3 separate regions of the Homo sapiens genome follow, and all the other regions are linked to region 1. Evidence: chromatin loops called from intact Hi-C (ENCODE). Cell type or tissue: IMR-90. All regions are shown on one strand.

Region 1 (8,000 bases):
TCCCCTGGCAGGCCTAATTTCAGCTGATCCCCAAGGTGACTCTGGGGCAGTGCAGACTGAGGGGGCCACCCCCACTGATAAGCAGAATCTGGACTCTGAAGTCACAGATCTAGGTCTGAATCATGGCTTTGGTGCTGTTGCAGCCTCAGTGCTATGTGCCCTGAGCCTCAGGATCCCTTGCCTGCAGGTGGGGCAGCTGTGAGGTAGGATGAGCCAAGCATGGAAAGCATGCAGTGTAGCACCAGGCACTTAGTAGGTGCTCAATTAGTGCTCACCCCGCTCATCTAGCAGATGAGCAAATGGAAGCAGCTCAGAGAGTGCAGCAGACCCAGGCCACACCTTTCGGCATCAAATCCCAGGACCCTTCCCCATCTGCTGCCATGAGATTTTTGGTGGGAGATAAAAGGTCAAGGTAATGAGCACTCTGCACAGCCATGTGTAACTCAGCATGCAGCTGGCTGGGCCTAAGCGAGCATGCCAGACCCTCGGAGTGGGTGCTGTCCCTGGGAGTGAGAATGATGGGGGATGTGTACCTGGACGGTGTGTAGCTTCTGCCTGAGAAACAAGTAAGACTTTGAGGGCTGGGGAGGAGAAAGGAGGGCATCTGGCCTGAGCACCGCCTGAGCCAAGGTGTGGGGGCAAGAACCGGCATGTTCCTTAAGGTGTGAGAGAAAGGGAAGGAAGTGCAGGGATTGGGGCCCCCACACCCCAGCCTCGGTGCCTGCTTGGAGAAGCTGAACAATGTGGAGCTGAGGGCTGCTGACTCACCCAGACTCAGCACCAGCCATCAGGGCGGGCTGTCCCACTCGGGGGTTGGAGTCAGAGGAGAAGCCCACCCTTGGCATGCCAGAGATGGCTTTGCTCCAAGATCTGTGCTGGTGGCTGGGGCCAGACACAGGCAGGAACAGCTCCTTCATGTCCCATTTAACAGACAGCACTGCTGAGTCCCAAAGCACCAGGGGCATGGCCACAGTGAGGCCAGCGGCAGCAGCGGGTGGGAACACAGGCACCCGGATGCCCCCAGACTGGTCCAACAGCTGTTGCTGATGAAGAGAAAAGGAGGCCCAGTCACTTGGGGATATGAGCCTACAAATCTCACCACCTGCCTGCTTCTCAGGGTGACTTATGACCTCAGTGGCAGCAGGCGAGGGGCCACAATCCCATGTGGCCAGGGCCTGCCTCTCCCCTCTGTGTCCTGTATGCCACTCTCTGGTCCTTGGCCATGCTTGCCTCTCACAGCTTTGCCCTTTGATGTCTGCACCTCCAGTCATGCCCTTCCCCTCTTCATCCCTTCCCCCAGTTAACTCCTGTTCTCCTCCCAGAGGTGCCAGCTCAGGGACCTCTCACCCAAGGTGCCCCCTAGCCCCAGGTCAAGGTCAGGATCCTCCTACGGTGCTTCTGTGTTAGGTGGCTCCTTCCTCTGACCTGAGCACGTCCATCTCAGCTGATGACCAGATATCCTCAGCTGTGAGCTCACAGGCCTCCTGTCTCCTGTATCCGTTTCTGTTCATACGCTGGCCCTGCACCTGGCTCCGCACATGCCAGGGACATACAGCATGCTCAAATACGTGTGTGCTGAATGAATGAATGAATGAATGAGTGAGTGAGGGCGTGAACGAATGAATGAATGAGTGAGTGAGGGTGTGAACGAATGAATGAATGAGTGAGTGAGGGTGTGAACGAATGAGTGAATGAATGAATGAATGAATGAATGAAAGAGGGCGTGAACGAATGAATGAATGAATGAGTGAGGGCGTGAACGAATGAGTGAATGAATGAATGAATAAAGCAGGGAGCGTGTCCAGGGAAGAGCACAGACACTACTGCAGAAGACATGGGTCCCGGCTCACCTCAGCTCACTCCTGCCTGGGAGCACGTATGTGCCGTCTCTGAACAGTTACGACAGTGATCTTACAAATCTGTTGTGAGGAGCAGAGGGAAGGCACGTGGGGGGCTCATGAGATCTCCCAGAGATATGTCCATGTTCTATCCCCGGAACCTGTGAACAAGAACTTACTGGGAAAAGGGATTTGACAGATGTGATTAAGACAAGGATTTGGAGATGAGGAGATTATGGGTTACCTGAGTGGGCCCTACATGCCATCATGGGGTCTTTAGACAGCAGAGTAAGATCTGAGACACAGAAGATGAGATGGCCATGCGACAGGGAGACAGAGACTACAGGGAAATGGCCAGGAGCCAAGGAAAGTTGGCAGCACCAGAAGCTGGGAAAGGCAAGGACAGAGTCTCCCCTGGGGGTCTCTGAGGGTGCACAGCCCTGGTGACACCTCGATCTTGTTCCAGTGATACTGATTTTGGACTTCTGACCTCTGAAACCGAGAGAACATATTTCTATTGTTTGAAGCCACTGAGTTCGTGGTACCGTGTTACAGCAGCCCCAGGAAATGAACTCGTCATGGAAAGCATGTTGCATTGGCCTAGAGTTGGCCCTAGGGAGGTGGCAGACATCACCGTCACTAGTGCCATCGTTCTTCTGAGACTAAACTCTTAGCAGGGCTCCTATTTATTGCTCGGAATAACCAGGTTCCAGTAGATGCTCCCTTTGAGGCAGGCTGGCAGGGTAGGGGAACTCCTGTGCTGGGTGGAGGAAGGTGTCTGAGTCCTGCGTTCCCATCCCCATGTGCACAGGGCTGTGGAGCGGGCTTTCCCCCCTGCCGCCTGGATTTCATGGTCACTGACTCCCCATAGCCAGAATCCACCCAGCACACAGCCCCAGCATGCCATTTCCTCCTGCCTCGGAACCGCTGGCTTGTGTACACCAGCCCTGCCTTTGGGCCAAGATGCCTACCACCCACCAGGATCACAGGGCCATGGGTGGGTCCACGGAGCTCCAGAGTGGAGACACTGGGACCTTTTTGCTGTTGCGGAGCTGCTCAGGACCAGGTGCCCACTTCCTCAGAAATGCTGGGCAGGCGTCCTCTGGGCCCACTGACCTGCTGGAAAGGAAGCTGGAGTCCCCAAAGCTTGCCCTGCATCTCTTCCTCCCCAAACTGGAACTTCTTACTGCCAGGACAGGGCGTGCATGTGTCTGCTCTCCCAGGGCCTCCCTGGAGAGCAAGGCCAGCTCCTGCCACCCTCGGCTCTACCGACAAATAGAAACAGAGCTCCAGAACGCTCCTCTGGATGGAATTCAATCTCCTCCCCAGGGTTTTCGTTTGTTGGTTTGAGTTTTGTTGTTTGGTTTTGTAGGTGAAACTGTACACTGGCAAGCTTGCTTACCATGTTTCCCATACATTTGTTTTAAAAAGTTCTAGAAATCAAGTCCTTTCCAAAATGTACTAAGGGGATTTGCATTTTTTAAGAGCCATACAGCAAATTCTTTTGGAAAACAATGGAGAACTGTCCCTTCCTCAAACTGAAGCGCAGTCCATGTCTTTTATCAATCTGCACTCTCCTGTGTGTCTGGTGGCAGTCTGTCCTCATGGGGAGGCTCTGTGTACGGGAGCTGAGGCCGCAGTTTGCAGACATTCATTGCTGATCTGTGTCTGCGTCCACACGTCACTCCCCCGGATCAGCTGATGTTTACTGAGCATGGGCCTCTGATGGCACTGATGGTGGGGAGCTGGGGGTCTGAGGCCGACTTGGCCAGGGCCCCACATGCACCCAGGTAGTGAGGGAGCAGGTGTGGGGAGCTGGGGTTCTGAGACAGACCCGGCCAGGGCCCCGCATGCACCCAGGTAGTGAGGGGGCAGGTGGCTGCAAACCTGACTGACAAGTGCTATGCCCCACATTCCCAAGGTCTACTCTGAATCCACAAGTGCACAGATCTCAGCAGACCCCCTGAGTGCCCATGAAGCCATGGTGATGGTAAGACAGGGTGCTGCTGCTTGGCAGGCATTCCCAAGACCAGTTACGAGCTCAGGAAATCACAGGCCCTCAATCCCATAGTTCACACTGGTGCTTTGGCCGAATCACCATGCCAGGACCTCTGGGGTCACAGAGAGAGAATGGACACTGACTATAGCCTTCTAACAGTATACAAGGTGCTGGAGCAGGAAGAGGGGTGGGAGGAAAATAATTCACCCACTCTGTTGGTGCAATCTGAGAGGGCTTCCTGCAGGAGGTGGCATCTGAACTGTGCCCAGACTCTTATAAGAGAATGGAATGGAGGTGGTGAGTAGTATAGGCCTGGTGTTCTGAGATGGGAGAATAGCTGAATAAGGACATGTTGTATTGGGGAACAACCACTATAGTCCAGAGGCTGAAGGTCTGACCAGACATCTGGGTGGGAGGAGAACATGCAGGGAAAAACATAGTAGAAATGTCGGTAACCTACCTGAGCTATTTTACAATGGGAACTTCTCTTCACCCAAACCTGCCATCAAGGCAGTGAAGAGACCAGGCACGAACTGGGAGAGGATATTCACAACACATGTTGCTAACCACATAATGAGTAACCTTAGTGTGCAAAATACTTATTCAAATAATGGGAAAAAGACGACCTCATAGAAAAATGGGCAAAATAGCCCAACAGACATTTCCCAAGAAGGAAACATTAGTGGCCCATAAGCATGTGAAAGAACACTCAAGGTTCATTAGCAATAAGGGAAACAGAAAATTAGAATCACAGAAAAGAGCCATTTTGGCAAAAATTAAAATGTAGAGGCCATCACCTCCAAAGTGATGGGGCAAGGATATCACAAGGATACAGGGCAAGGCCAGCTCTCAAACTCTGCTGGTGGGAGTGAGTGTTAGCAAAACCAGCGGGCGAAGTCTGGCAATGTCTAGGAGGGTGAGAACATGAATCCACTGTGACTCAGCATTTCCATTCCCAGACATGCATTTACCTTAAATAACCCCGCACTTGGGGCCCAGAGGATGGTATAAAAGTGTTTCTGCAGTCATGTTCAAATTAGCAAAAACAGACACATCCCAAATGCCAGTCAACATAGACTGCTTCGGAGCAGCCCAAATGAATGAAGAGCCCTACACATTAGCAGGAAAATCTTCGGAAGAACGTGGAGTATGAAAGCAAGTTCCCGAAGAATACCTCTGCAATGATTCCATGTATATAAAGCATGACAAAGCAAAACGAATTAATACATTGTTAGGGGAGTCAGACACAAGGTAAAACCGTCATAAGATGTGAGGGGTGATAAACTCTGAATCCCAAAGAATGGTGGGATGGGGAGGACCTGAGGCAGGAGATTGGGGAGCACACGGGACCTCAAAGGTGCTGGCATGTCCTCAGTCCTTAGAGTGAGCAGGGGATAAGGGTGTATATGTCATAATTACTCAGATATCTTAAACATGCTTTTGTTGTTCTTTTTTTTTTTCTGAGATGGAGTTTCGCTCTTGCCCAGGCTGGAGTGCAATGGCGCCATCTCAGCTCACTGCAACTTCCGCCTCCTAGGTTCAAGTGATTCTTCTGCCTCAGCCTCCCCAGTAGCTGGGATTACAGGTGCCCACCACCACGCCTGGCTAATTTTTGTATTTTTAGTAGAGACGGGGTTTCGCCATGTTGGCCAGGCTGGTCTCGAACTTCCGACCTCAGGTGATCCCCCTGCCTCGGCCTCCCAAAGTGCTGGGATTATAGGCGTAAGCCACCACACCTGGCCACTTTTGTTGTTCTTTTGCATGTTTTCAATAATCAATAAGACCAATTTTTTTTTTAAAAGGATGGCTGGGTAGAAGTAGTCTCTGGTTTAAGTTGGCTGAGTGGATAGGGATTCCGGGAGCAGGACGGCTACAGGGCTGGCGCTGGTGGGGAACTCAGGGCTGGTGGTGGTGGTGAATGTGTGTGACTGCTGGAAATCATCTGAGGCTCAGTCGTCTACATGATCACTCCATGGGCCCTCTTGGCCACAACATCTATCTGTTGTCCAGGCTCCCTCCAGGCCAGCCCTAGCCCCGTCTGCAGCAAACACGCATCCCATATATGCGACCTGCACTCACCCCGTTCCCATCAAAGACCCGGACACCACACCAGACCTGGCCAGCTTTCAGCTGTCACTCCCTATGCAGAGCTGTAATAAAGAAATCACCGTTTTCAGTTGACAAAGAGCAGATTTCTTACTAAGTAAACACTGATGTTTTGGTAGGGAAATTAAGTTATAAAATTGTGCCTACAAAGGAGGCAATACAGATGGACTTGGTTGCAATCTAGCCACGTGGTCCACAACAGTTGATTCATGCACTCACCCTTTATCAGTTTTCCCCTGGGAGCAGAATAAGAAGGTTATCAGTTTTTGCAAACAGAAAACCCAAAAAGCATAAAAGATAAGGGGATTATCAGGGAGACGTTTTTCCTAGCAAAGTGAAGACATTGGTGGAGCAGGGTAGGGAGGGGAGGAGTGAGGTGTGGGGCCTGTTGGAAGCCTTGGGTTTACTCCTTCTGTGCAGTGGAACCAGGAATGTGTCTGGGTCCGGGGAGGAGGCCCTGGGGGAGTCGGTCCTGCTTAGGCCCTCTCCAGGTGAACTGCACCACTGACCTCCGAGTACAGGGGGACTTTGTCTGTAATAGAAGCTGCCATGGGCTGAGCACTGCTGAACCAAATCTTCCAGAAAGTCAAGGGTTTAAAGCCATGGGCGGGAATAAGGAAATAGGAGATAAGATGTGCAGTCTTGGGAGTGGGGTTTGTGGGGAGCGGCCTTCGTTAGTGGGAGAGATTTCATTATATTTCACTGGAGGCCTGGGTTTTAGTGATGAGAAAGGGCCTGGGTGGCCGGCGGGCTGGATAGAAACTCCTCCACAGTGAGATTCTTAAACTCTGGCCCAGCCTGCCAAAGTGGTGTGTGGAATTTCCTTTCCTGGATGCCTGTCAAAACTAGCTGGAGAATCCTGAGCAGCTCACATATATCTCTTCTTCGAGGTGGGTGTGCTGCTGATTTTTACCAAGCCTTCATGAGTATGTGCTTTGAAAAGATTCCCCTCCTTAGTGGCACTGGTGTCTGCCTGGAAGTGGAGGCCCCTCATTGGAACAGGGCAACCTGAAGAAGGTGGTAGGGCCCCCAGTGGGTGGGGTTGGGGAAAGGCTGGGACGTGGGGGGAGGCCTTCATGCGTCCCCGCTGATAAGCGCTTTCTGTTCCTGTATTCCTGGTGCTCTGGGCTTCCCATACCCCCTCTTCCAGCATACCACCCTGTCATTGGCCAATTTCTGCCCTCTCCCCAACCAGATCATGGGGTCTATGTGGGCAGCAAGACTGTGCCTCCTGGAGGTAGAAGGGGCATGTAGTTTGAGAAATTAGTGGGTGCAATGCACACTATTCAGGTGATAGATACTCTAAAAGTCCTGACTTCACTGCTACAAAATCTATGCATGTCACAAAATTGGACTTGCACCCCATAAATTTATACAAATAAAAATTCTATTAAAAAAGACTGTGCCTCCTTGGGCCCGTATCCCCAGTGCCTGGCATGAGGCTGGCACACATGGTCCCTGGGTGAGTGTCCTCAGAGGAACGAGCATTAAGAACATTCCCCACTGAGTTAAGCAACTCTGAACTCTTGCTACTTTGTTTGGGCAGCACAGGCCAAGTGTACATTTCAGAGGTGCAGTCCTTGGAAGGAGGGGATGGAGGGATGGGGCTCCTGACATGTCCAGCGTACTTTTTGACGGGCACCAGACATACCATCAGTGCTGGCTGCAGTGACAGAGGCTTGAGGGCAGCAGCAATTTCTGACCTTTTTAAGCAGTGCCTCAGGGGCAGGGCACTGCTCACATTTTCCCTCAGCAACACCTTGACTCGGGCTGGCAGGAGTGGCCTCAAGTGACAGCACTTGGGATACAATAAATCCAGCAACAATGAGTTTGGCTGAATAAATGAATGCATCTGGCAGTGGCGTCAGCTTCCACCGAGTGGACAGTCTGAACATGTGCAGTCTAAGAGGACTCCCCACCTCAAAGGCCAATCCACCCCACCAATGCCTGAAACTTTACTGTTAGTGATTAATTCCTTTGGGTTGATTACTGTTCTGTTTCCATGTCTGCAGACAGAAACAACACACTGCAGCCCTGAGAACCATGGCGAGACTCTC
Region 2 (8,000 bases), 110 kb after region 1:
GAACACATTACCAGCATGTGCTGCCCTTCCCATGGATGGACGTGGGGCCTGGTGGGCATCCGTGTATGTCTGTGTGTGTCTGGGCCCACTTCTCCGTACACACCAGCAGAAGCATGAACAAAAACCCACACACACACAGGCTTGGCAAGCATGCTGCCCCAGCAGGGCCAACCTCCTCCTCTACTCACCCTGTGCCCTAGACTGAGGGCCCCCTATGTGCCAGGCACTATGCCCACAGGGCTAGGGCACAGTGAGACCCTCAGAGGGCAGAGGGAGCTAGGCCAAGGCCACTTAAACAAACAGGAGGGCAAGGAGGGGCTCAAGACACGACCCGGTGATGGCACTGCACGGTGCAGGTGGCTGCACCAGGAGCCCAGCCAGCACTCACCCCCTGGGATGGCAGGTACTCAGACGGAGGGGCAGAGCGGGCCCAGGGTCTTGTGGCCGGTTAGAAAGACCACCTCCACCAGACTCCCACTCACTCAGCAGCACACTCTGACTTCCAAGCCTGCTACACTTTTCACCCAAGGCGCTTCTGCTCAAAAGCCACCTCTTCTAAGGAAACTTTACACACACGTGCACATATATACACACACACACACGCAGGCACACCTGCCCTTAGCAAAACATGCGCCCCCTCCCCTCTGAATGCCTAGCACAGTGCTGACTCAAAGGGACCAGAACTTGCTTGCAGAACTTACATGAACTCAGCCCTGCACTTCCCTCTGAGTGCCCCCAGCCCTGAGAACTGGGGAAGGTGCCCCATGAAGGAATGGGTCCTGGCCAGGAAGCAGGATCTCAAGGCCCACATAGGCCCTCCTGCAGCCACCCTGGTGGACACAGTCCCCTTCTCCCAGGCCCGGGCCCACAGCTACAGCCAAGTCAGCACTTGGAGAACGGATGGGACACCAGCATTACGGATTGGTGATAATAATGACGATATCAGCCAACTCAGATGAGAACCTCCTGGGAAACAGCTGTTAGGCCCAGCCTTGGTTTATTCCTCAGATGTACCCTATGAGGTCAACTCTTCATTATCACCACCTAGAGATGGGAAGCTAAGGCTGGGGGAACTCCTTCTACTTGACGAATGTCACACAGCTGTTAAGTGGCTGGGCTGGGGCTCAGCCCTAGCACTGTCCAACTCCTGGGCCTGAGATCTTAATCATGACACTGCCTTTGAGCTAAGTCAGCCTCAGAAAGACATTAACCCTGGTCAGAAACTTAAGACACTCACAATGCGCCCACTCTGTAAATGATGTGGAAAGAGATCGTTTATGGAAGTACTAACATGCTCTGAGGCATACTGCCCCTGGGGCTCTGTGTCCCTGTGTATCTGTGACTGTGTGAGTGCAGGCGTGTGCATGCGAATGTGTGCATGTGTGTATAAGTGTATGAAGGGTGCGTGTGGGTGCTGGGTGTGCACGTGGTGATGGTGTGTGTGACAGTGAGTGCGTGCATGGGTGCAGGTGCGTGGCTGTCCCTGTGTGCATGCATGCGTACGTGTGTGACTGTGAGCATGTGGTGTGTGAGTATGAGTGACAGCATGTCATTTTGGGTGACAGAGTGTGTCAGTGTGCAGGAGCAAGTGCTGTGTGTTTCTTCCAAGAGCCCTGGGCCTAGCTTCAGCGTGGTGGGGCAAGGAGGACCTTTCAGAGAAATTGTGAGGAATAGTGGCTGTGGATGATCTTTTTTTTTTTTTTTTGGAGTTGGAAGTCACGGCCTCAGCAGAGAATCCATTTTAGTAACAAGAGAAATGGAATGACGTGGCAAATTATAGTGTCTGACCAAATAAATTATTCCTTTCATTTTACCGTTTTGTTTGGAGGAGAGCTTTAAACCTCATCCTCAAGCATATTCAGCAAGTGCTTACTGAGCGGATTTGGCTGTAATTAATACGAATTTAACTTTCTTTTCTTTCCCAAGGCACTGAACTGGAGGAGAAACGGGGCAGGGCAGATTCCTCCGGGCTGTGGGTTGGGTGAAGGTTTAATAGCTTCACAGACCTGTGCAAGCTGCAAGGGCAAAAGGGAGAGGAAAAATATAAAACCTTTAATTGCTACTTCCCAAAATAACCTCAGTCCGCCTGTAATAAGCTTATGCTGGATTTTGATTCTTTTCACAGAGGAGAAAAAAATCAGGTTTAAATTTCTAAAACCAACATATTTTCCACAGGTTCCACCCTCAGCGTCTGTCTGGGGTTGAGAGCTCGAATGTCCTCGGAGTCTCCGGGCAGGGGCTCAGACAAGAGGCTGGCCTCACAGGTGCTTTCTCTGGTGAGAGAGCGGGGAGAACTAACGAACGTTTCCTCAGAGAAGCCACCTGGCCCGGGGGCCTTGGCCCAGCAAGCTGCTCTCATGCATAAAGAGGGCACTGAACCAGGGGGTGACACACTGGTCATCGATGGTGGAGGAACCAGGAGGACCCAAGGTTCACGGAAGCTTTAGAAGTCCATGGGTGTTTAGACCTGCTCCTCAGGCTCTCTTCAATAATTTCATTTTCTAAACTTGCAGGAAAATATACAAAACATAAAATGTACCATTTCCATGCCTTTTAAGTGTACAATTCAGAGGCATTGAGTACATTCACGTTGTTCCGCAACCATCACGACCATCCATCTCCAGAGCTTTTTCATCTTCCCAAATTGAAATTCTGCACCCATTCAACATGAACTCCTCACTCCTTCCTCCCTCCGGCCCCTGGCAATCACAACTCTGCTTTCTGTCTCTACGATTCTGACGACTCTAGGGACCGCGTATAAGTGGAATAAAACAGTATATGTCCTTTTGTGACTGACTTATTTCACTTAGCATAACGTTCTCAAGGTTCATCTGTGCTGTGTCCGAATGTCCTTCCTTTTTAAGGCTGCATAACAGCCCTCTGTATCACGCACCACATTTTGTTTATTCATTCATCCATCAATGGACCCTTGGGTAGCTTCCACTTTTTGGCTATTGTGAATAAGGCTGCTATGAACATGGGTGTGCAAATATCTCTTCAGGACCCTACTTTCAACTTTTCTGAGTCTAAATCCAAAAGGAGAATTGCTGGATTGTAAGGTAATTCTGTTTCATTTTCCAAGGAACTCCCATACTGTCTTCCAAAGTGGCTGCACTATTTCACATTCCCACCAGCAGTGCACAAGGAGGCCAACTTCTCCACATCCTCACCAGCACCTGTTCTGTTTTCTGAGTGTTTTTCTTAATAGTAGCCATCCTATTCACACAGTATGGGTATGAATCCCCACTGACTCTTCATCACCCGCTCACAGGCAGAGGCACTACTTAGAGACGCCGGGCTCACCACTTAGCAAGAAGCATATCAGCAGACACTCGGGTTTGGCTGTGCCAACTCCGCTGTCCTGAAAGAAGACAGCCACGGGTCTGGGCAACATAGTCATATGTTTGTGTTTCTGGGCTGGCTCTGAGGGAAGCCTAGAGGTCCCTGAAGCACTCATCCGGTCACGGATTTAGTCAACAAACCACTGGCATGGGCAGTGCCAGGCCCTGTTCTAGGAGCTGGGGACACAGCAGTCCCTCATGGACCCATGGGAGTCACCACACAGTGAAAGCGAAATGGTGGGAGCCCCACTTGTCCCGGGAGCCGCCAGTGGTTATGCGTGGCTGGGGTGTGGGGAGATGTGGCAGGCTGGGAAGTCACTATGGAGAATGTGCCAGCATTTGAAGGGGAGACAGAGGAAGCGGGAGCCGGGCAGGTTGCCCAGGCGGATCTGAAACGGGCTCTGAGCTGTCACTGGGGACCGCAGGTACAGAGGGACTGAACTGCCTGCTTCTCAAATCATTCCCGAAAGGCCTGGGGTCAAGAGGCCATAGGCATTGGAATCCCATGGGCCTGGGTTCAAAGCCACTTCCCCAACCTGTGTGACGCAGAGTACATGCTCTCTGAAACTCAGGTCCCTAATCTGTAAAACGGCAATGCAGGGAATCCCATCTTTTGCCAAGATTAGACACGAAAGACCATACATGAGATAAAAATCTCCACCACTCCAAAGCACCTCTGCCCACCTCAAGCAAGGTCCCACACGGAGGGGACCCCACTTCCTCCAGAGTGCAGTCCAGCGGTCTCCTCTGTGTGGAGACGCACACTGCCTCCCAGATCGAACAGCAGCAGAGGGAGGGGGCTGGCTGGGTTCTGGGCCTGTGCATGAAAACTGTGTATATAAACATCAGAAGCTGAATAAAAACTCCAGCTCTGGAGCCTGCAGTACAGGAGGCACGAGTAAATGTAAACAGGACGGCAGACCCTCACGCCCAACCTGGCTCTGGCACATTCAGACTGGGACGAGGGCACTGCTTCAGCTGCATGCACTCAGCCCCTCTCTGTCTCAGCTTCTCCCCTCTCTCCCTCTCTCCTCCATGCTGAACTTGCTAAGTTGGGTGCATGCAGATGCATGCCAGCCACAGCTCCCTCCCACCCCACCCAGCCGGGTTGGAAGCCTCGCAGCTGTCTCTGGACAGAGCCTGGCCACGGCCCAACGCTCTGCTCTGTCATAACAAAGGCGGCCGTCACCAGGCAGCCTCCCATCGTGCCCAGCAGTAAGGGCCTGTGGTGTTCTCACCCAGCATCCTATCCCTCCCTGGGACACTGCTGGGCCACAGCTGGAGTGCAAAGCTCTGAGCAGCCAAGGCTTGTGCAAGGCCATCTGCGAACCAGCAGCCACAGGAAGGAGCGCTCCTGTGATCCCTGGCCAGATTATCCAAACATCTCCTGGCCTTGGGGCTTAGCCCTAGGGGCAGGGGTAAGACTTGTCAGAAGACACCCACAGGGATCTGATGTCTGCAGGAAGCACCAGGAGGGGGACATGGAGGGAGGGCTGTCATCAAGGCAGCTTTCCTGGAAGGAGCAGGCAAAGGACAGGCATCTGGGCAGAAGGAGCTTACAGCCAGGTGCACACTCACAGTCCGGTGCACGCTCACAGTCAGGTGCATGCTTACAGTCCAGCACACACTCACAGCCAGGTGCACACCCACAGCCAGGAGCACACTCACAGCCAGGAGCACACTCCTTACAGCTAGGCACACACTCACAGTCAGGTGCACACCCACAGCCAGGTCACACTCACAGCCAGATGCACACTCACAGCCAGGAGCACACTCCTTATAGCCAGGTGCACTCACAGCTAGGCGCACACAGTCCAGCACACACTCACAGCCAGGCGCATTCACAGCCAGTTGCACACTCCTCACAGCCAAGCACACACTCACAGCCAGGTGAGGTTGTTTTAATGTGAGGGCAGTGAGTGGCTGCACAGGTGGACAGGGCCAGGCCTTCCTTGGGCTTTATCATGTATTTGTAAAACCTGAGTGATAAATGGGCTCCTTAAACAGGAAATGCATTCTTTCAGATTCTAAGTACTTGCTTCAATTCTCCCAAAACTCCCAAATCATGGCAGTACCAATGGCTATAAGAAATATCATGGGGGCCAGGCACAATGGCTCACACCTGTAATCCCAGCACTTTGGGAAGGGGACCACTTGAGGTCAGGAGTTCGAGACCAGCCTGGGCAACAAGTTGAAACCCTGTCTCTATAAAAAATACAAAAATAAGCCAGGTGTGATGGCAGGCACCTGTAGTCCCAGCTACTTGGGAGGGTGAGGTGGGAGGATTGCTTGAGCCCGGGTGGTCGAGGCTACAGTGGGCCACGATTGTGTCACCGCACTCCAGCCTGAGCAACTGAGCGATAACCTGTCTCAAGACAAAACAACAACAACAACAACAAAGAAATGCCATGGGGACATCCTTTGTCAGGTGTGTCACTGACAAGGGAGTTCAGGTCCTCATGTCCCACTTGGTTGGAACATCAGGCTGTGGGACACCTTATCTCAAAGCAAGGCCCTCAGGACAGGCTTACATCCTCAAAGACCAGCTGTGTCATTTGGGGTAAATGACTTGCCCTCTCTGACCTCCTCAGAGTCAGTTTGACAGGTGCTGGTGTAGACCCAAAGGGGGCCCAAAGGGGCTTACAGCCAGAGATGGAGCAGGGGGCAGTGGCTAATGACAAGCACCTGGAGGGACACTCTGGAGCCGCCATTCTGCCATCTCTGAGCCCCAGCGCTCGTGAACGTAAGAGCCAAAGCTCAGAGGGTGGGCCTGAGGATCAGCAGCTTCCCGGGGTGGCGAGGGACAATCACCTGTATCAGGGTGGGGGCCCACACCCCTGTAAGGGGGAAGGCTGCTGCCAGAGCACCACTCCACACAGTCCCCCTGGCCAAGGGGCAAACTCGTAACAGTCAAGGTCAACACAGCGAGTAAATTTGTTGCTGCCTCCCTCTTCCTCCCTCTCTATCCCCCTACTTACCTTCCCCATCCAACAGCCTTCACAGGGTCTTTTTCTCCTCCACCAGCTACGTGATGTGGGGTAAGTGACTTAGCTTCTCCGAACCTGGGTTCCACTGGTGCTTTAGCTGCTATACTGCCTCCCACTGCTACAAAGTCATCCCAACGGAATCCCCCCAAGATATGAACGTTTAGATCTCCAGAGCAGACGAATCAGAAAAACCTGGTTCTTTCTTTGTTAAATAAAGTTAATTCACCATAGAATTCCATTAATTAATGAACTGCCTTTATGCCCATAAAATATGAATAATTTTGGTCCATGCATGGTTTTACAGGAATACGGCAAATTACACAGTGACGTGGAATGGCAGGGCCACCAGGAATGTGAACCCTTTTGTGGGTGCAGAAAGGAAACCCCTCCCTTGGCCTGCATGGTACTGCGCCTTCGCCTAGGCCTATCGGAATCCCACACGGCTTCACTTCCGCACATGCCACAAGCTCCCAGGGAGTGGCTCCATCTGCCCAGAGACATCCCCGGGACTCCACCCTGAGGCCCAGCTCTCCTCTCCACAGCCCACAGCCGGGAGATCTTCCCATAAGAGAATCAGGGAAGGATTCCGATCCCTGCCTTCCAATGCTAGGCATTCCATAGATGTCCCCAGGCTACCCACTTCTGTGTGCTCCCCACATCCCACAGCAAAAATGCTATAAGAGGGCAGATCAGAAAGAATGTCACATCACTCTCTCATCCTCTCCCACTAGCAGCTCCAGCCCGAATGCTCTGTGGTGTTAAAGCACACTTCAGCGTGTACTGGGCGAGTGATGTCCCTCTCTGCCTCCTCCACACCTGCCCAGGGACTGGAACCTGCACCCAGAAATGTGGGTTTACTTAATGATGGGGGGGATTTCTCCCCCAGCCCCACACACAACTCCAGTCCCTTCCCCCCACTGTATGGCTAAATTTATAGATTTGGGATTGCTGTAAATTATAATGTAATTATATCACACCGGGGGCAGCTTCCCACGGCAGAAATTAAAAAGCAATTCAGGTAAATGATCTTTAGCTACAGTGGAGCGTCCCTGCAGAACTCATTAAGTCCGGGACCAAACGGCATACCAAAGACGGTGTGCGGCCGCTGCATGTCAAACACAGCCTCGCCTGGGAAACACACAGCCGGGTGGCGGGGGGTGCAGGGGGTGGGAGCAGGTTCCCTGTTGGGATGTCCTTCATCCACCTCTCACATCCACCTCTGTGCACACCTGTCCAGGTGTCTCCTCCAATGCCCCCTCAGCCTCCCAGTCCTAGACCACTCCTGCAAGATTCCCCTTAGAGAAGGAAACTCAAGGTTGCCTGAGGAAGAGCTAGGGTAAGGGGCAGAAGATGGGTTCAGAGTGTACTGAAAATAAAATCAGATGGGAAATTTGCCATTTGGGTTGCATTCGTACCATTTCCTCTGAAGCTTTGAATTTCAAAAGCCCAGGGAGTTACTTTTGTGTGTTTTGTTGTTGTATTTTAACGTCCTTAATTGAACCTTCCATTGGAAGGGAAGTATGGCATGGAAAGAAAGAACTGGAAAGAAACATACTAACATGTGAGTGAGGGTCATCCTTGGGAGGTGGAATCAGGGAAGAACATAATGATATGTTCATTGGGCTTTTCCACAGTCATCACATTTTCAATCACTTTAATAATCAGAAAAATA
Region 3 (8,000 bases), 240 kb after region 1:
TTCCTAAAAAATTTTTTTTTAATTGGCCAGGTGTCATGGTGTGTGCCTCTAGTCCCAGCTCTCAGCTACTTGGGAGGCTGAGGCAGGAGGATGGCTTGAGCCCAGGAGTTTGAGCCTGCAGTGAGCTATAATTGCACCATTGTACTCCAGTCTGGGCAACAGAGCAAGACCCTGTCTCAAAATAAACAAACAAACAAACAAATAAAATTTTAGTGGAAATATACAGATTTCTGCATGGTGTTAAGGAAAAAATTTATTTAACAACACTTCTTCAAGCTTGGTAAGGAAGACTTTACTCAGGACCACTGAGAGAGGTAGAGGGGCCAATGTAACGGAGCCCTGCAGTGGGGGAGGGATTGGGTTCAACTCCAAAAGCAGCACAGGCAAGTGGGGCTGTACAGCCAAGGGGCCGTGTGGGGTCAGCAGATAGAAAATTACTAAGAGTCAAGTTCAAGGGTAAGGGGGATCCTGGCTAAACCCAGCCAACAGGATTCTTGATGAAGGCAGGCTGAGGTGATCAGACATCACCTGGGGGAGGAGGAAACCTACTGAATATTAAGGGGAGCATATGTTGAAAGTGAAGGTTCTTGCTAAACTGGGTTAGCAGGGTTCTTCCTAAAACTGGATTTTACAAAGAAGTACACTAATGGGCCTAGAGAAGGTTCAGGAGCTGGACTGAAGTTTGGTTAAGCAAGGACTCTTTGTCAGTCGCTAATTTCCCAACTGCCTTTATGTCTTTGCTCAAATATCACCTTCTGTAAGCGGTCGGCCGTGACCACACCCCCAGGATGCCTGGGCCCCTGCCTTGCTCCGGTTTGTTTTTCCCATAGCACGTCTCATGCCACAAATCCCTCTAGAATATACTTATTTACTCAATGGATTTCTGTTGTCTGCCTTGCCCCACCAGCACCCAAGCTTGACAAGGGTGAGGTTTGGGCCTGCTTTGTCCCCATCAGGAGCCTAAGTGTTAACAGTCACATCTGCCAAGTGAATGACCAGATGTCAAGTGCTGTGAGTGAGCCGATGTGTGCCACCTCCTGGCTTTTGTCACACCAGGAGGAGGAGCCAAGCTTCGGTGACCTGCCCAGGATGACGCAGCCACTGTGCAGGAGTTAAGCCCCTGTGCCTGCCCCTGCCCACAATTCTCCTGCCTCCAGACCCCTTGCAGGAGCAGCACAGTCACAATCATGGCACTCCCTGTGGGCCTGGCAGCAAAGTCACACATACCTCACCTCTCAGAGAGATTTCTAGCTTCCAGGGAAGGATAAGGGATGTTTAAACTACTGGAAGTAATTGTCCAACAGAACATAACCTGAAAAAGCCAAATGAACGGAACACAGCTCTGAAACAAGAACAGGAATCAATGAGAGAAGAAGATTCTAATTATAGAACCCTGAATCTACTCACAACTTTCCCCAGAAAGCATCTTTTAAGTTGAGTAAGGCCAACTTCATTTCCAAGCACTGACTCAAAGGACGTTTCCAGAGCAGAGAATTCTAGAATGTTTCTTGATAATCCAATCTGGGTCACTCTTAAAAAAGATTTTAAATTTACTTCTTATCTATCTCTGTAGAAAGTGAGAAGAGAGGGGGTAAGTCCAGAAGACATGAATGGGGAAAGAAAACGTGCTATCTGTTGAGATATTTCAAAGGGACACCCATTTCCACCTACATGTTCCAGTTACTATGCTGCATAATGCGTTACCCAGAAACTTCACAGCTTGGAGCAACCCTCTTAACATGCTCACAGATTCTATTGGTCAGGGCTTCAGACCTGTTGGTCAGGGCCCAGCAGAGGATGGCTCCTCTCTGCTCCATGCTGTCCGGACCTCAGCTGGGAAGACTCCATGCCAGGACTTGAGCTGGAGCTGCTGAACCAAGCATCTTCCCATGGGCCACCTGTGACACTTGGGCATCTTCCCAGCACGGCCACCTTGAGGGGTGTTTAGACTTCATCCTTGACAGCTCAGGGACACAAAAGCTAGTGACCCCACAAACAAGCAGAAGCCTAATGGACTTTTCAAATGGACCCAGGCTTGGAAGTCACTCTGTGTCATATCTGCCACACCATTTGGGTGACAAATTAGTCACACAAGTCTATCCAGATTCAAGCTCCAAGGGGTAGAGATCACTCAAAGAATTTGTAATCATACAAAGGAAGAACAAACGGCTCTAAATCAAGTCACCCCCATTAAATTTTTTTTAACTAAAGACATCGTCTTCAGTCTTTTATTGTTTACTCCTAATGTGAAAAATTATTTTATTTTTAAAAATTGTGTTAAAACATATGTAACATAAAATTTACCATTTTATTTTTTTTTTTTTGAGATGGAGTCTGGCTCTGTCGCCCAGGCTGGAGTGCAGTGGTGCGATTTTGGCTCACTGCAACCTCTGCCTCCAAGGTTCAAGCAATTCTCCTGCCTCAGCCTCCTGAGTAGTGGGGATCACAGGTGCCCGCCACCACACCCGGCTAATTTTTTTGTATTTTTAGTAGAGATGGAGTCTCACCATGTTGGCCAGGCAGGTTTTGAACGCCTGACCTCAAGTAATCCACCCACCTCGGCCTCCCCAAAGTGCTAGGTTTACAGGCATGAGCCACTGTGCCCGGCCCATTTTAATTATTTTAAACTGTACAGTTCAATGGCATCAAGTACATTCCCATTGTTATGCCACCGTCGCCACCATCCATCTGCAGAACTCTTGCATCCTGTAAAACTGAAGCTCTGCACCCACTAAACAGCAACTCCTAGTTCCCCATCTCCCCAGCCCCCAGCAACTGCCATTCTACTTTCTGTCTCTATGATGTTAACTACTTTAGGATCCTCACATAAGTGGAATGCAGCAGTATATGTCCTTTTGGACTGCCTTATCTCACTCAGCATAATGGCCTCAAAGGTCTATGTTCTAGCATGTGTCAGAATTTCCTTCTTTCCAAGGCTGAATTATATTCCATTGTATGGAGAGGTCACATTGTATTTATCCACTCATCCGTTGATGGGCACTTTGGTTGCTGTACCTTTTGGTTATTGTGAATAATGCTGCTATGAACTTCAGTGTACAAACATCTCTTCTATCTCTGCTTTCAATTCTTTTGGGTATATTCTCAGAAGCGCAATTGCTGGATCCTATGGTAATTCTATTTTTATTTATTTATTTATTTATTTTTTGAGACGGGATTCTTCTCTGTTGCCCAGGCTGGAGTGCAGTGGCATCATCACAGCTCACTGTAGCCTCTGCCTTCTGGGCTCAGGTGATCCTCCCACCTCAGCCTCTTGGGTAGCTGGGACTACAGGCATGCATCATAATGCTTGACTAATTTTCTGTACTTTTAGTAGAGACAGGGTTTCACCGTATTTCTCAGGCTGGTCTCGAATTTCTGGGCTCAAGTGATCCACCCACCTCGGCCTCCCAAAATGTTGAGATTACAGATGTGAGCCACCATGCCTGACGGTAATTCTATGTTTAATATTTTGAGGAATAGCCATATGGTTTCCATAGCAACTGCACCATTTTACATTCCCACCTACAGTGCACAACAGTTCCAATTTCTTTCCATCCTTGCCAACTCGTGTTATTTTCTACTTTTTTGATGTTAGCCATCTTAATTGGTGTGAGTGATTAAATGCATTTTATTTACATTTGATCCTGAGAAAATCTCTTGAGATACCTACCATGATGATCACCCCAAGTCTTAGAAAAAAGAAAACTAAAGAGAAGAGAAGCTAGTAAGTGGTGTTGCCAGAATTAAAATCCAGGCCTGCCAATCACCAGTCTCTCCTAGTGGGGGCTGCTTGGAACTGAAGATCCCTCAAAATTCTCCAGTTCTTCTGGGAAGCCCCTCCCTCCCTTCCCCAGCCCCTGTCCCATCTCTCTTGCCTTGCCTGGCCACCCATCCTGTCTGAATTCACTAACCCGGAACCAGGTTCTAGTGGGACTCAGTGATGGCCACATTGACGTAAGCAGCCAAGGGAAGCAATATAGTGTGTAGAACAAGAGTCCTGAGGCTACGAATCAGATGCTAGGGTTGAAGGCTTGAGTCTGAGTGTGAGATTTCAGGCATTTACCCAAGAAACTCAACCAGTCTGGAGCTCAATTTGCTCTTCCACAAAATGGGAGGAAGCAAGGGGGTGGTGAGACCACGGGGAGATAAAATGAAGTGCTGAAATGACATGCAACGTGAGCCTTGTTGTTTGCAGTGTGCCATTTAGCTGTCGTTTTGGGGTGTTTTCCCTTAGAGGCTTCAGCTTATCCCTCTGCACTCCTAGCTGCTTTCTGCCGCTGGGCCGCAGCCGCGTTTCTGATGCCACCACGGAAGGGGAAAGCCGAGCAGTCCCTGCCATTTCGTGCTTTTAGGACGCAGCACAAAGTGTGCTGGGCAGAGCTTGGACTTCGAATGCAGACGGCTGGCTTCTGATTCCCCCTCTGCCACTGAGCAGCGGGGCGTTACTCTGCCTGGCTTCCTCTGCCACAAAATAGGCTTCCAAATGCCGTTTTGCGGGGCTGCTGCAAATGGAATTTGCTCATAGTTGTCCGGGGCCCAGCACTGTGTCTGAAATGCTGTAGATGCTCAATAAATGCTGGGTTATTCCCCTTGGTACAGAAAGAGGGCTGCAGGATGCAAAGGCCAAAATACTCCAGGAAATATGACGCTGAGCTGAGAGCGCATTGCTCCCTCTACGGTCAGATCTCCGTCCCGCGGTTTTTGCGGTCCCGACTATTGCTGTCGGAGGACGGCAGTGGAGCGACTCTATTCTTAATTCGACTCTTCCACCTGGTGGCGGATTGCTAAAATGCACTTTTGGAGTTGGGATCCAATTTGAATGCCCTGCTCAGAGCAATTTGAGGACTGGAGCCAGAATTGTCACTCTGTTCCACCCTCTAGCCATCCACCCACTTCGTTATTTCCATTGTCCTCCGGGACTCTCCTCTTTCCCCGAGCCCCCCAGCGGAGTAGACGCAGCTGTGAGGCTGCAGGACCGGAAGATTTGCGGTGTTCTTCCCGAGAGGGCTTTCTATGCCCAGAGATCAGGAGGATGGGAGAAAGAGAAGGGAAGGATAGGGGCCACGTGGACTGAAGGAGTAAGAAACCCGGGTCTGGAGACGGAGCTTGCAGTGAGCCGAGATCGCGCCACTGCACTCCAGCCTGGGCGACAGAGCAAGACTCCGTCTCAAAAAAAAAAAAAAAAAAAGAAAAAGAAAAAAAGAAAGAAAAAGAAGAAGAAGAAGAAAAGGAAAGAAAAGAAACCCAGGTCTTCTGGGGGCTGACGGGTTTCCATGGGGGGCCTTCTCACTTTTTTACTCCCTTAGGAGAGGCAACCGCCTTCCTTGGAGGCCAGGTTTGGAGGCTTCTCCACGAGATCACAGAAGTTCTGCCAACTCCCCAACCTGTCCAATGGGTCCTAGGCTCTTTATGCCTTAGAACAGAAGTCAGGGGACTTGGACACATTGTGGAGTGATATGGGACACTCTCTCCTCTGAGAAACAGATGACCCTCCAAGAGGCGCCAGCAGTGGAGCACTGTCTGGAGCATTTTGGGGTCCTGCTTGGAATGCTGCTATCTAATAAGCCTGGGGCGTTCTGGGGTGGCCACCTGGCAGCTTTTGGACCTGAGCCAACAAGTCTCTGTGATTTACCTCGTAGGATCATTCCTTTTGGGCAGTAGGTGGTGAGAAGAACAGTGTGAGGACATCAGCGCAACCAGCCATGGTTGGGAGCAGGAGACAGGGGCGCCTTGTATGTGCTCTCCAGGCTGTCCCCACCTCCTTCCATGTGCGATGTCAGTGCCCTGAATCAGAGTACTGGCTGGAAGGCCTTCCCCCCGAGCCCCTGCCACTGGAGCAGGTGGGAGTGTGGGCGTGGGGGGATGCTGGAGGAACATCCTCAAACCTGACACCCTGGTACAGCCCAAGGAAGAGGGGCTGATCATGGCTTCTCTGCCCATCTGAGCCCAGTCAGCGTCAAAAGCCCTTTCCAGGCAGCCTGGAGAACACCTTCCCACCAGGATGTCTTATTAATGAAATCAATAATGAAATCATTACCGAGGACATTATCAAATGCTCCTGCCTCTTCTGGGAGCTGCTGCTTAGAAAACAGGAAGGATGGGCTTTTCCCAAAACTCATGTTGAACGGTTTCAGACATCCAGAAAAGTTGAAACAACAGGTCTATGTCACTTAGATTCTACAATTCTTAATATTTTGTCATGCTTGGTTCCTTTCCACCTTTTCCATAGATGTAACACAGATATATGTAGATACACACACACACGCATGCACACATGTTTTTATGTGTGTGGGTCAGTTTGAAAGTTGCTGACTCGGTGACATTTCACCCTCTTTAACAGACATCTCTTAAGAATAGGGATATTCTCCTCTGTAACCATGAGACCATTACTGTACTTAAGAAAGTCACCAACAGTTCAGTAATACCTAATATTGAATCCATTTTCAAATTTTCAGAGTTGTCGCCTAAATGTCTTTGATGGCTGATTTTTTTTTTTTTTTGAGCTGGGATCCGATCAAGATCACATATTACATTTGCTGGTTATGGTTTTTTGTCTTTAGTCCCTTTTAATTTAGAAGGATTTAGCTGGGCGTGGTGGCTCATGCCTGTAATCTCAGCATTTTGGGAGGCTAAAGTGGGTGGATCACCTGAGGCCAGGAGTTCGAGACCAGCCTGACCAAAATGGTGAAACCCAGTCTCTACTAAAAATACAAAAATTAGCCGGCATGGTGGTGCACACCTGTAGTCCCAGCTACTCGGGAGGCTGACACAGGAGAATCACCTGAACCTAGGAGGCGGTGGTTGCAGTGAGCCCAGATTGTGCCACTGCACTCCAACCTGGGTGATGGAGAGAGACAGTCTCAAAAAAAAAAAAAAAAAAAAAGGAAAGAAAAAAAATTAAAAGGATTCTCTAGCCTTTTTTTAAAAAAAGAAATCTTCATGTCATTGACATTTTCAGAGCATGCAGATCAATTGTTTCGCAGACATTCTCTCACTTTGACTCTGTTGGGTCTTTTTCCTTCGTGACTAGAATCAGGTTTTCTGCACAAATCCTATGTGGGGAACGTGGGGTCCTTCTTGGTGCATGGCTTCAGAGGCACATGAGGCCAGGTTGTTGGACTAACAGTGATGCTGGTGACATCCCCTGGTTAGGGTGATGTTAGGCAGATCGATGTGTCATCTCCATCAGTATTGTTTCTGATGTCCTCATGGCCCCAGCATTAGTCAGTGGAAACCCATCAGACAACTTCCTATGTCTGTTTATCCTGGCCCTGATTAGTCTTCAATAACACCCTTGTTTCTGGCACCAGACATCCAAGATTTGCCTTGTCTCTTCCAGCCCAGACCTGGAACCACCTATTTCTCCAGGGAGGCCTGGTTCTTTGAGTGGAGAAGGGTATTTAAAAATCCAAGACTGGGACCTAACTGTGCTCCTCACTAGTAGACAGAGCTGGGCAATGGGCATATTAACTCAGGAGTGGATGCCGGTGCCAGGAAGAGGGTGTGGGACCCAGGGCAGAGGCACAGTCAGAGGTGTTGGCTGAGTGTCCGAAACCAGGGTCTGAGAAGGTCTGGAGTTGCTGGGAGAGCTGATAGGTGCCACCTTTGGGATTTTTCCTGACTTCAAACTCGATGACTCCACAGAGCCTGTGGCGAGATGCCTAAGTGATTAACTTCTGAGCAGGGCTGGAAGAAAGGCTTTGGGGCGCTGTGAGGTTGAGACCTTGGTGTGGAGGGAAATGTGGGCCTGTACTGCTCAGTCAGCCTCTAAGATGGGTGGGCTGCACACAATCACCCCTTCCCGGTCAGTGCTAGAGCTGGGAGTGGGGTGGGGAGGAAGTTGAGGGCCAGTCAGAGAAGAAGGAGGGGTGAGGGGGTGCCCCACTATGGGATCCCTGCAGTTGGGAACCCCATAAAAAGGCATCAAAACAAACCTGAGGCCAGGTGCGGTGGCTCATACTTGTAATCCCAGCACTTTGGGAGGTTGAGGTGAGTGGATC

Evidence for each region. Peaks named below come from ENCODE experiments on the same cell type or tissue, not always from the same donor. Only the 100,000 strongest peaks of a DNase experiment are listed, where the experiment ranks them.
Region 2: it touches region 1 in a loop (2.8-fold over the local background); 2 of 110 quality-filtered maps call a loop at or near these places.
Region 3: a loop joins it to region 1, with 2.8 times the contacts of the local background. A loop is called at or near these places in 12 of 110 quality-filtered maps.

What each region holds. Positions count from the first base shown.
Region 1 is chr2:120,936,579-120,944,578 of GRCh38, reverse strand. All of the region lies in intron 3 of GLI2 (GLI family zinc finger 2), which reads right to left. Among named protein-coding and RNA genes, the nearest start is that of GLI2, 200 kb to the right of the region's middle. RefSeq lists enhancers at 252-838, 839-1,427. In IMR-90, no CTCF peak of the experiment used is centred here; DNase peaks (open chromatin) are centred at 4,758 and 6,768; H3K27ac peaks cover 3,498 bases.
Region 2 is chr2:120,822,567-120,830,566 of GRCh38, reverse strand. The region is part of intron 2 of GLI2 (GLI family zinc finger 2); the gene reads right to left. Among named protein-coding and RNA genes, the nearest start is that of GLI2, 91 kb to the right of the region's middle. RefSeq lists enhancers at 4,838-5,645, 5,646-6,453, 6,454-7,261 and a silencer at 6,754-6,965. In IMR-90, no CTCF peak of the experiment used is centred here; a DNase peak (open chromatin) is centred at 4,566; H3K27ac peaks cover 1,665 bases.
Region 3 is chr2:120,692,545-120,700,544 of GRCh38, reverse strand. No RefSeq gene overlaps it. Among named protein-coding and RNA genes, the nearest start is that of GLI2, 39 kb to the left of the region's middle. In IMR-90, a CTCF peak has its summit at 4,745 (motif pointing left); a DNase peak (open chromatin) is centred at 4,704.